2 separate regions of the Homo sapiens genome follow, and region 1 is linked to region 2. A link is an interaction called in ENCODE POLR2A ChIA-PET data of the cell type or tissue named here. Cell type or tissue: Panc1. All regions are shown on one strand.

The links. Peaks named below come from ENCODE experiments on the same cell type or tissue, not always from the same donor. Only the 100,000 strongest peaks of a DNase experiment are listed, where the experiment ranks them.
Region 1: POLR2A ChIA-PET joins it to region 2 with 8 read pairs; 2 of 35 experiments call an interaction of 5 or more read pairs at or near these places.

Annotation. Positions count from the first base shown.
Region 1 is chr1:27,120,451-27,125,450 of GRCh38, forward strand. All of the region lies in intron 1 of SLC9A1 (solute carrier family 9 member A1), which reads right to left. Among named protein-coding and RNA genes, the nearest start is that of SLC9A1, 32 kb to the right of the region's middle. RefSeq lists an enhancer at 2,208-2,502. In Panc1, no CTCF peak of the experiment used is centred here; a DNase peak (open chromatin) is centred at 2,406.
Region 2 is chr1:27,493,958-27,498,957 of GRCh38, forward strand. No RefSeq gene overlaps it. Among named protein-coding and RNA genes, the nearest start is that of WASF2, 6.3 kb to the left of the region's middle. In Panc1, no CTCF peak of the experiment used is centred here; no DNase peak of the experiment used is centred here.

The sequences.
Region 1 (5,000 bases), 370 kb before region 2:
CAGCCAGCTGGGGGTGGCAGCTCACGTCTGTAATCCCATCACTTTGGGAGGCCGAGGCGGGTGGATCACCTGAGGTCAGGAGTTCTAGACCACAGTGACCAACATGGCGAAACCTCGTCTCTACGAAAAATACAAAAATTAGCCAGGTGTGGTGGCAGGCGCCTCTAATCACAGCTACTCAGGAGGCTGAGGCAGGAGAATCACTTGAACCTGTTAGGCAGAGGTTGCAGTGAGCCGAGATCACACCATGGCACTCCAGCCTGGGCAATAGAGCAAAATTCCATTTCAAAAAAAAAAGATAAACTCTCCAGCACCCAGGAGACAAACACTGGACACTTGGAGAATCTGATGCAAGGCTCTGTGCAGGGGGCTTATACACACCCCCTCTCATTTCATCTCACATCCTGACCCCCAATTTGACAGATGAAGAAATCCAGGTTCAGAGAGGTAACTTGTCCAAGGCTACCTAGCTGGGAAGTGGCAGGGTCATTATTAGAACCCAGTTCTCTGAACTGCTAGTTCTTTGGGCCATGCTGCTTCAAAGAAAACAGCTTGTCAGGATCACCAGGAAGAGAATTCAAGTCTGCAATAAATATGCCTCCCCCACAAAAACAGCCATAAATAAATCTGTTCCAAGTACCTGGGCAAGCATCCTTCCCCATACCCGGGCAATCAGTCTCTCTCTGTGTTTTTCCCCATCATTCTTCCAAACAGCACTTCTATTTCTTGCTTGTTTCAATCCACATTTCAGGGGGTCCTACTATGTTGGAGAGAAAGGGTCTCACCCTCTGGGAACATCAGGTCTGGATGGGAAAGCAGGTAAAAAGCTGTCAGAAAACACAAGCAGCATACACTGGACTATCTGAGTCATGGAAAAGAGAAGACCGTGCAAGGAGGCCAAAACCCCAGGTCCAGACCCCACTCTGCCCTTTAGTAACCATGAGCTTTGCGTAAATCACTATACCATGGAATAACCTCCATTTTCTTGTCTGTAAACAAGTGAGAACAGGGACTAGACACAGGAGCACCTTGTGCACTGAAACGACTGAGAAAAGAGAGGTCAGGCAGGCTGGGGGGCCTGGGCGGCCCCTGGAGTAATAAGCAGCGATTGAGCCAGCAGCAACTGCCTTAGAGACCTGGCAAGAGAGGCTGTTCCGGAGGCAGGCATGTTGTGATAGAGGATCACAGCCTCAGCAACCCTGGCACTGGGTTACAAATCCCTCACAATGCATAGCCTCTCCCTCTCTCCTTCCTTTCTCCTCTCACCTGTCCCATCTACATCAACTCCTTGACTCCAGTGACCAGAAGTCCCCAAATCCCACCTCTAAGCAAACAGCAGGAAACTCTTCCTCACCTGGAACTTCTACCCACCTTTCAAAACTCAGTGGAGGGCCGGGCGCAGTGGCTCACACCTATAATCCCAGCACTTTGGGAGGCCGAGGTGGGTGGATCACCTGAGGTCAGGAGTTCGAGATTAGCCTGGCCAACATGGTGAAAATCCATCTCTACTAAAAATACAAAAAATTAGCTGAGTGTGCGCCTATAGTCCTAGCTACTCAGGAGAGTGAGGCATAAGAATTGCTTGAACCTGCAGGCGCAGGTTGCAGTGAGCCAAGATCGCGCCACTGCACTCCAGCCTGGGCGACAGAGTGAGACTCCATCTCAAAAATACAAAAACGAACAAACAAAAAACCCCAGTGCAGGTGTCACCTCCTCTGGGAAGCCTTCCTGGAGCCACACCCCCGCCCTCCCCAGGCTGAGTCAGGTGCCCCTCCAAACTGAGGAGCTGTGTTCGGTGCCTCAGCCAGCCTGGCATCCCAGCACACAGCTCTGGACCCCCAAAAAGTGATGCTCAGAAAACACGGGTTAAGGGAATGATGAACACTTCCTGAAGGATGTAGGACTAGAGTTTGGTCTCAAAGGTGGGTGACTAAAGGGGGAAGAGTGTGAACAAATGAAAAGAGAGGGGACCTCAAAAGCCTTTTGAGGATCCTGAAGCCTGCAGCCAGCCTGGAAATGAGAGTGAACAGTGCAGGAGATGCTGGCACACAGGCCTGACCCGGGCAGATCAAGGAAGGAACTGAGTCAAGGAGCCTGAGCCAACAGAGCAGGCCTCAGAGGGTCCCCTGACCTTCAGCCTGGCCCTGAATGCCCCATCCTAGCCTGCAGCCTGGTTCTACCACCACCAGCCTTCTCCCTGGGTCTCAAGGACCCATTTCTGTAACCCCTATACCACTCCAAGCTGGGGCAGCACCTCTTGGTAACCAGCCTGACCTTCCCAATCATCCAAGCTCTGCATAAACATTTGTTGAATAAATTTCACTCCAGCAGATTGCCCCTCCCCCTGCAGGAAAGGCACTGGATCAAGAGTCCCCATGCAGTGAAGCAGAGGATGACTCACAGGGGAGAGGGAGGGACAGGGACTGGGACCGGCAGTAAAGAGCCCGTGTTGTGTTGACAAGAGGCAGAGCTCCAACAGGCCCAACAGTGCCTGGCAAGGGAGAGGTGCCAGGCAGTGGGGTGCTTACCTGGGGAGGGGGTTACCTGGGGAAGCGGTGGGGGGCAGCTCAGGGGGTCGGCTTTACTTGGGGCAGGGGTAGGACCTCAAGCTCCAAAGACTCTCATGGCTGGATTGGGTGTCTGGTAGGTGACCATATGATACACACTGGTTTCTTTTGATTTTCTCAAAATGGAAATATATTATATTGCTTTGGTGATTTTAAATAAAACTTATGGTCATTAAAATTTTTTTCTAACAGTCATATAAGTGTTTAAGTATAAGGAAAATCATCTCACAGTGATTCTCCCCCTTCCCTTTTACCAACTATACCAGTCTCCCCCACAACCGAATTTCTGTTAAGTTTGGTATATATTCTTGAAGACTTTTCTGTATCTATAGGTTATTTAAAATTATGTGTGAATGGTAAATCACACATGCTGTGCTTCAACTGCTTCTATGGGGCAGAGACTGCACTAAGTACTGAGGCATCTCATTTAATTCTCTCAACAACCCTAATGCAGTAGGTATAATTATTATCCACTTTTTATTTTTATTGGGCTTTTTTTTTTTTAGACAGAGTCTCGCTCTGTCACCCAGGCTGGAGTGTTGGAGTGCAATGGCACAATCTTGGCTCACTGCAACCTCCGCCTCCTGGGTTCAAGTGATTCTCCTGCCTCAGCCTCCCGAGTAGCTGGGATTACAGGTGCCCACCACCACACCTGGCTAATTTTTGTGTTTTTAGTAGAGATGGGGTTTCACTATGCTGGCCAGGCTGGTCTTGGACTCCTGACCTCAGCTGATCCACCTGCCTTGGCGTCCCAAAGTGCTGGGATTACAGGCGTGAGCCACCGCGCCCAGCCCTTTTATTGGGCTTTAAAAAAAAATTTTTTTTTTGAGACGGAGTCCCGCACAGTCACCCAGGCTGGAGGGCAGTGGCACGATCTTGGCTCACTGCAACCTCCGCCTCCCGGGTTCAAGCGATTCTCCTGCCTCAGCGTCCTGAGTAGCTGGGATTACAGGTGTGTGCCACGCCCGGCTAATTTTGTATTTCAAGCCACCATCTCCCTCCTTTCCTTTCCCAGTGTCCCGGATGTGTGGCTCCCCAGCTCAGGTGCTCCGTTCCCCACTCCATCTCTATCCCTGGCCTGTCCTTGCCTCTTGCCAGACTGCTGTCAGGACTTACAGATGGTATCAGGTGCTCCAGGTACCAGTTTGCCCCACACCTGGGGTGGGGCAGAGGTGGGGGAAGAAACAGAGGCTCAGTAAGAGAGCTTCCATTTCTAGAAACTTTAGAGCCATGGGAGAGCTAGATTTTTCTTTCCTCTTTGCTGGGGGTACAGTAGAGCTTGCAAAATGCAAATCTGAGAGAAAAAAAAAATTGAGTATACCAAATATCTGTTGTTCTTAGTATTGCTTCCAGTTGAAAGTCAGTTAGCTTAGAAGCTTACCAATGTGTTAAATTCATTATATATAACTTCAACTTGCTTGAAATCTCATCCTACTTGGCTACAGAGGTGGAATATAAAGAGGTACCAGTAGGAAAGCAACACAAAAAGAAATTCTACAATTTCCAGGACAATTGCCCTGCAGAAAGCAAGTCACAGTGTCCTATTTTCAGCACTACAAGGAATGCGGGGGACCGCAAAGGAAGAACAAAACACAGGCGGCACTGGCTGGGTGGGGAAGACAGACCAGCAGCCTCTGGGAGGCAACTGGGGCCCCTTCTATCCCTAGTAGCTTTATCAGCTTTATGGGGTCTATTGTGTGCCCTCACAGCATCTGAGGGCAGTGATGAAGAAGGGGTGTTAGCCATCCTCCACTTGGACATTTTAGTGACCTCTCAGAAGGGCCAGAAAAGGATCAGTGAGAGAAAATGACTCTCAGGGGACAGAGCCTGGAGTAGGGCAGAAAAGATGGGGGGCCTTCCCAGAGGTGGGGGCATGAGCATCCTTAGGCTGGTGTGTTACGGTGTGCATGGGGTGGACTGCAGAATGGCAAATGCACAGGAGCTGGGTGCTCCTGACAGGAAATTCTTATTTTCTCGTCCCCAAACCTGCTCCTCAGGCCCCAAATTTTGGAGTTGTCCTAACTCCTTTCTTCCTCTCACTCCTGACATCCAATCCATCACCAAACCCTGCTGGTTCTGCCTTCTAGACATGAACAGACCCTGACACTTCTCACCGCCTCCACTGCTAACACCCATCCAAGCCAGCACAATCACTTGCCTGGACCACTGCAGCAGCATCCAATCAGTCTCTCTTCTCTTTTCCTTCCTTCCTTTTCTTTCTTTTTTTTTTTTTTTTTTTTTTTTTTGAGAAACAGTCTTGCTCTGTCATCTAGGCTGGAGTGCAGTGGCGCAATCTTGGCTCACTTCAACCTCCGCCTCCTGGGTTCAAGTGATTCTTGTGCCTCAGCCACCTGAGTAGCTGGCATTACAGGCACATGCTACCACACCTGGCCAATTTTTGTATTTTCAATAGAGACAGGATTTCACCATGTT
Region 2 (5,000 bases):
GGAATGGGGATAACAATAGAGGGTCATAAGGTGGGGGTGAGGATTTAATGGGAAATATATGTAAATTGTCTGGCATATAAAAGTCGCTCGGTAAACAATGCTTGGTCTTCCCAGCATGGAGGGAAGTGAGCCTGAGGCAGCAGTTGGAGCAGATGGTTTGGGTTCAAGCTGATACAGACATCCATGAACTGGACAAGTTGTCATCTGAACTTAATTTTTTTTTTTTTTTTTTGGACAGGATTTTAATCTGTCACCCAGGCTGGCTTGCAGTGGTGCAATCATGGCTCATTGCAGCCTTGAACTCCTGGGCTCAAGCAGTCCTTCCACCTCAGCCCCCCAAATAGCTGGGACTACAGGTGCATGCCACTATGCCCGGCTGATTTTTTTTGTTTTGTTTTTTAGAGATGAAGTCTCCCTATGTTGCCCAGCTTGGTCTCAAACTCCTGGGCTCAAACGATCCTCCCACCTCAGTCTCCCAAAGTACTAGGATTACAGGCATGAGCCACTGTGCCCGGCCTGAATTGTCATACGAGACTTTGGAGCCAGACAAACCTGGATTTGAATCACTATTATACCACTTCCTAGCTGTGTGACTTTGGGCAGGTGACTTCACCTCTCTGAGCCTCAATTTCCTTATCGATAAAATGAAAATCATAATTGTTTTTATTTAATAATTTTAGAAAATAGAGATGGGGTCGGCCAGGCGCAGTGGCTCACACCTGTAATCCCAGCACTTTGGGAGGCCGAGGCGGGCAGATCACGAGGTCAGGAGATCGAGATCATCCTGGCTAACACGGTGAAACCCCGTCTCTACTAAAAATACAAAAAATTAGCCGCGCATGGTGGCCGGCACCTGTAGTCCCAGCTACTCAGGAGGCTGAGGCAGGAGAATGGCGTAGACCCAGGAGGCAGAGGTTGCAGTGAGCCGAGATCGCAGCACTACACTCCAGCCTGGGCAACAGAGTGAGACTTTGTCTCAAAAAAAAAATAGAAATGGGGTCTTGCTGTGTTGCCCAGGCTGGTCTAGGACTCCTGGACTCAGCACCTCAGCCTCCCAAAGTGCTGGAATTACAGGCGTGAGCCACCAGGCCTGGCCATAATTGTTTTTATTTTCCAGATATGTTCAAATTAAATGTGATCATAAATATGAAACACTTAGCACAGTGATTGCTTGAAGGTTGTCCCAAAATAGGAGCCTTAATTTTTCCTTTTAGGCAATGCAGATAAAGAAGTTGCTTTCAGAGTGGGAGGTGGTATTGTGCATTTAGTGGTAATATTAATAAGGACCAACATTTAGTGAGCATTTGCTACATGCCAGGAATGTGCAAATTGCTTTACATGCATTAACTCGTCAATCCTTATATCAGTCCTATAAATTATTTATTTATTTATTGAGACACAGTTTTGCTCTGTCGTCCAGGCTGCAGTGCAGTGGCATGATCTTGGCTCACTGCAACTTCTGCCTCCCCAGTTCAAGCAATTCTCCTGCCTCAGCCTCCCAAGTAGCTGGGATTACAAGCTTGCACCACCACGCCTGGCTAATTTTTGTATTTTTTGTAGAGACGAGGTTTCACCATGTTGGCCAGGTTGGTCGTGAACTCCAGACCTCCAGTGATCTGTCCGCCTCGGCCTCCCAAAGTACTGGAATTGCAGGCGTGAGCCACTGCGCCCAGCCTCAGTCCTATAAATTAGGTCCTGTTATTATCATCCTCATTTTACAAATGAGGGGAAAGGGCCAGGCATGGTAGCTCACACCTGTATTCCCAACAATTTGGGATGCCAAGGCAGGGGGATCGCTTGAGCCTGGGGTTCAAGACCAGCTTGGGTGACATGACAAAACCCCATCTCTATCAAAAATACAAGAATTAGCCAGTTTCCTAACCTAGGCTCAAAATAAATAAATAAATAGATAAAAATGTAAAAAACAGGGCTAGGCACAGTGGCTCATGCCTGTAATCCCAGCACTTTGGGAGGCCGAGGCGGGCGGATTGCCTGAGGTCAGGAGTTCGAGACCAGCCTGACAAACATGGTGAAACCTTGTCTCTACTAAAAATGCAAAAATTAGCTGGGCGTGGTGGCAGGCACCTGTAATCTCAGCTGCAGGCGGATCACGAGGTCAAGAGATCAAGACCATCCTGGCCAATATGGTGAAACCCCGTCTCTACTAAAAATACAAAAAAATTAGCCAGACGTGGTGGCACGCGCCTGTAGTCCCAGCTACTCGGGAGGCTGAGGCAGGAGAATCGCTTGAACCTGGGAGGCGAAGGTTGCAGTGAGCGGAGATCATGCCACTGCACTCCAGCCTGGGCGACGGAGCGAGACTCCGGCTCAAAAAACATTTTTTCTTAAATAAAAATAAAAATACAAAAACTAGCTGGGCATGGTGGTGGGCGCCTGTAATCCCAGCTACTCAGGAGGCTGAGGCAAGAGAATTGCTTGAACCCGGGAGGCAGAGGTTGCAGTGAGCCGAGATCGCGCCACTGCACTCCAGCCAAACAGAGTGAAACTCCGTTCCCCGCCCCGCCCCCACAAAAAAAAACAAAAAAACAAAAAAACAACCTAGCTGAGCCTCAGTTTTCTAACCTATAAAATGGAGTGAATAAAACTAGTCTCATGGAGCTGAAGAGAAAATACAAATGCAATGAGAGAATGTGTTAAAAAGCTATGAGCCAGCACTGGGTACGGAACTGACAGAGTGCAGTCAGCTAAGGAATTCCAGGGGGAGCAACAAAGCATAGGGACCAGGAAGAATCACCCCTCCCCTCTCCCTGACCCCCATCTGAGGGGAGAAGGGTGGAGAGCACTGTACTCAGAGCCCAGAATGATCTCCAGGTCACCCCCCTCCCTCTGGCATCCTCAGCTCTTGCTAGGTCCACAGTCTCTCTCTCTCTCTCTCTTTCTCTCGTCAAGCAAGTTCTTCACTGAGCAATCCCAGGGGGCCACGAACCTCGGTTCCAGCCAAGCTCGCAGGCTTTCCCCACCTCCACATCCTTAATCTGCAGCCTTTGCATTTGCCATTCCTTCCACCTGGAATGCTCTCTCCTCCCTGAGCGCCTTTGATGGGGAAGAGAGGGTTGCTGAGGGGAAGGATCTGGAATGATGCTCCCCCACCTCCTCACTCCCCTCCCCTGCATCCCCCACGCTGCATGCCTGACCTCCCCGCTCCCAGTGTGGGGGACAGAGGCAGTGCTGGGTGGGGGAGGAAATAGGGTGGGGGCGGGGGTACTCAGGGAAGGGTCCTCTGTGGGGTTTTTCACCTGCTTAGAAGAAGCAGACGGAAATGAAAGCTCTGGAAAAAATGCCTGCTGCTCTGCTTCCAAGGCCCCAGCTCGGTGAAGCCTCCCTGCCTTCCCACTATGCCATCTCCTCCTCTTCCTCCTCCTCCTCCTCCTCCTCCTCCTCCTCCTCCTTCAGGCAGGTTCCACAGTCAGGGAAATGGGGTGGGTGGGAGGGGCAGAGAGACCTAGGTTCAAATCCCATTCCTGCCACTTACCCAGCAAGTGACCTTAGCAAGCTGCCTGGCCTGTTTACGCCTCATTTCTTTGTAAAAGGGGACAATAATCCCTGTCTCTCAGGCTGCTGTGAGGACCAAGTGAGATGGCAGATAAAACTGCCTGGCAGGACCAAAGTGTTCAGCAATAACAGTGATAGGAAATACACAGTGCCCATGTGTACCTGGCATAGTTCTCAGCACCTTGCATATATTTACCTATTTAACTCCTGATACGGTAGATATTATTACTAACCCCAGTTTGCAGATGAGGAAACTGAGGCACAAGGAGATTTCTATAACTTGCACATGCTCACACAGCCAGTAAGGGGTAGAGCTTAATCTGTGCTCTTACTCATCACACTATGGCACATTTAGTGATAGTTCCCATGATGATGATGCTGCTGCTGATGATTATGATTTTTCTTTTTTTTTTTTTTTGAGATGGAGTCTCGCTCTGTCACCCAGGCTGGAGTGCAGTGGCATGATCTCAGCTCACTGCAATCTCCGCCTCCTGGGTTTAAGTGATTCTCACGTCTCAGCCTCCTGAGTAGCTAAGATTGCAGACACCCACCACCATGCCCAGCTAATTTTTGTATTTTTTGAAGATGGGGTTTCACCATGTTGGCCAAGCTCGTCTCGAACTCCCGACCTCGTGATCTGCCCACCTCGGCCTCCCAAAGTGCTGGGATTACAGGCGTGAGCCACCGTGCCCAGCCTGTTTTTATTGGTACTATGCCCTCAGTAAGTACCTGTTATTCTCTTTCCTCCTACCTTCAAAATCCTGCTTGAATTTTTTTTTTTTTTTTTTTTTTTTTGAGACAGAGTTTCACTCTTGTTGCCCAGGCTGGAGTGCAATGGCGCCATCTCAGCTCACCACAACCTCCGCCTCCAGGGTTCAAGCAATTCTCCTGCCTCAGGCTCCCGAGTAGCTGGGATTACAGGCATGTGCCACCACGCCTGGCTAATTTTAAATTTTTAGTAGAGACAGTGTTTCTCCATGTTGGTCAGGCTGGTCTTAAACTCCCGACCTCAGGTGATCCTCCCACCTCAGCCTCCCAAAGTGCTGGGATTACAGGTGTGAGCCACCGCACCCGGCCTGAATTATTTATTTATTTTTGTTTTTTATTTTTTTGAGACAAGGTCTCACTCTGTCGCCAGACTGGAGTGCAGTGGTGCTATCTCAGCTCACTGCAGCCTCTACCTCCTGGACTCAAGTGATTTTCCCACCTCAGCCTCCAAGTAGCTGGGACTACAGGTGCGTGCCACCATGCTCGGCAAATTTTTATTTATTTATTTATTTTTTGTAGAGACGGGGTTTTGCCATGTTGCCCAGGCTGGTCTTCTTCTTCTTCTTTTTTTAAATAGAGATGGGGGTGGGGCTGGGGGTCTTGCTATGTTGGCCAGGTTGGTCTTTAACTTTTGGCCTCAAGCAATCCTCCTGCCTTGGCCTCCCAAAGTGCTAGGATTACAAGCATGAGCCACCCGGCCCAGCCTCCCAGGCTTGTAT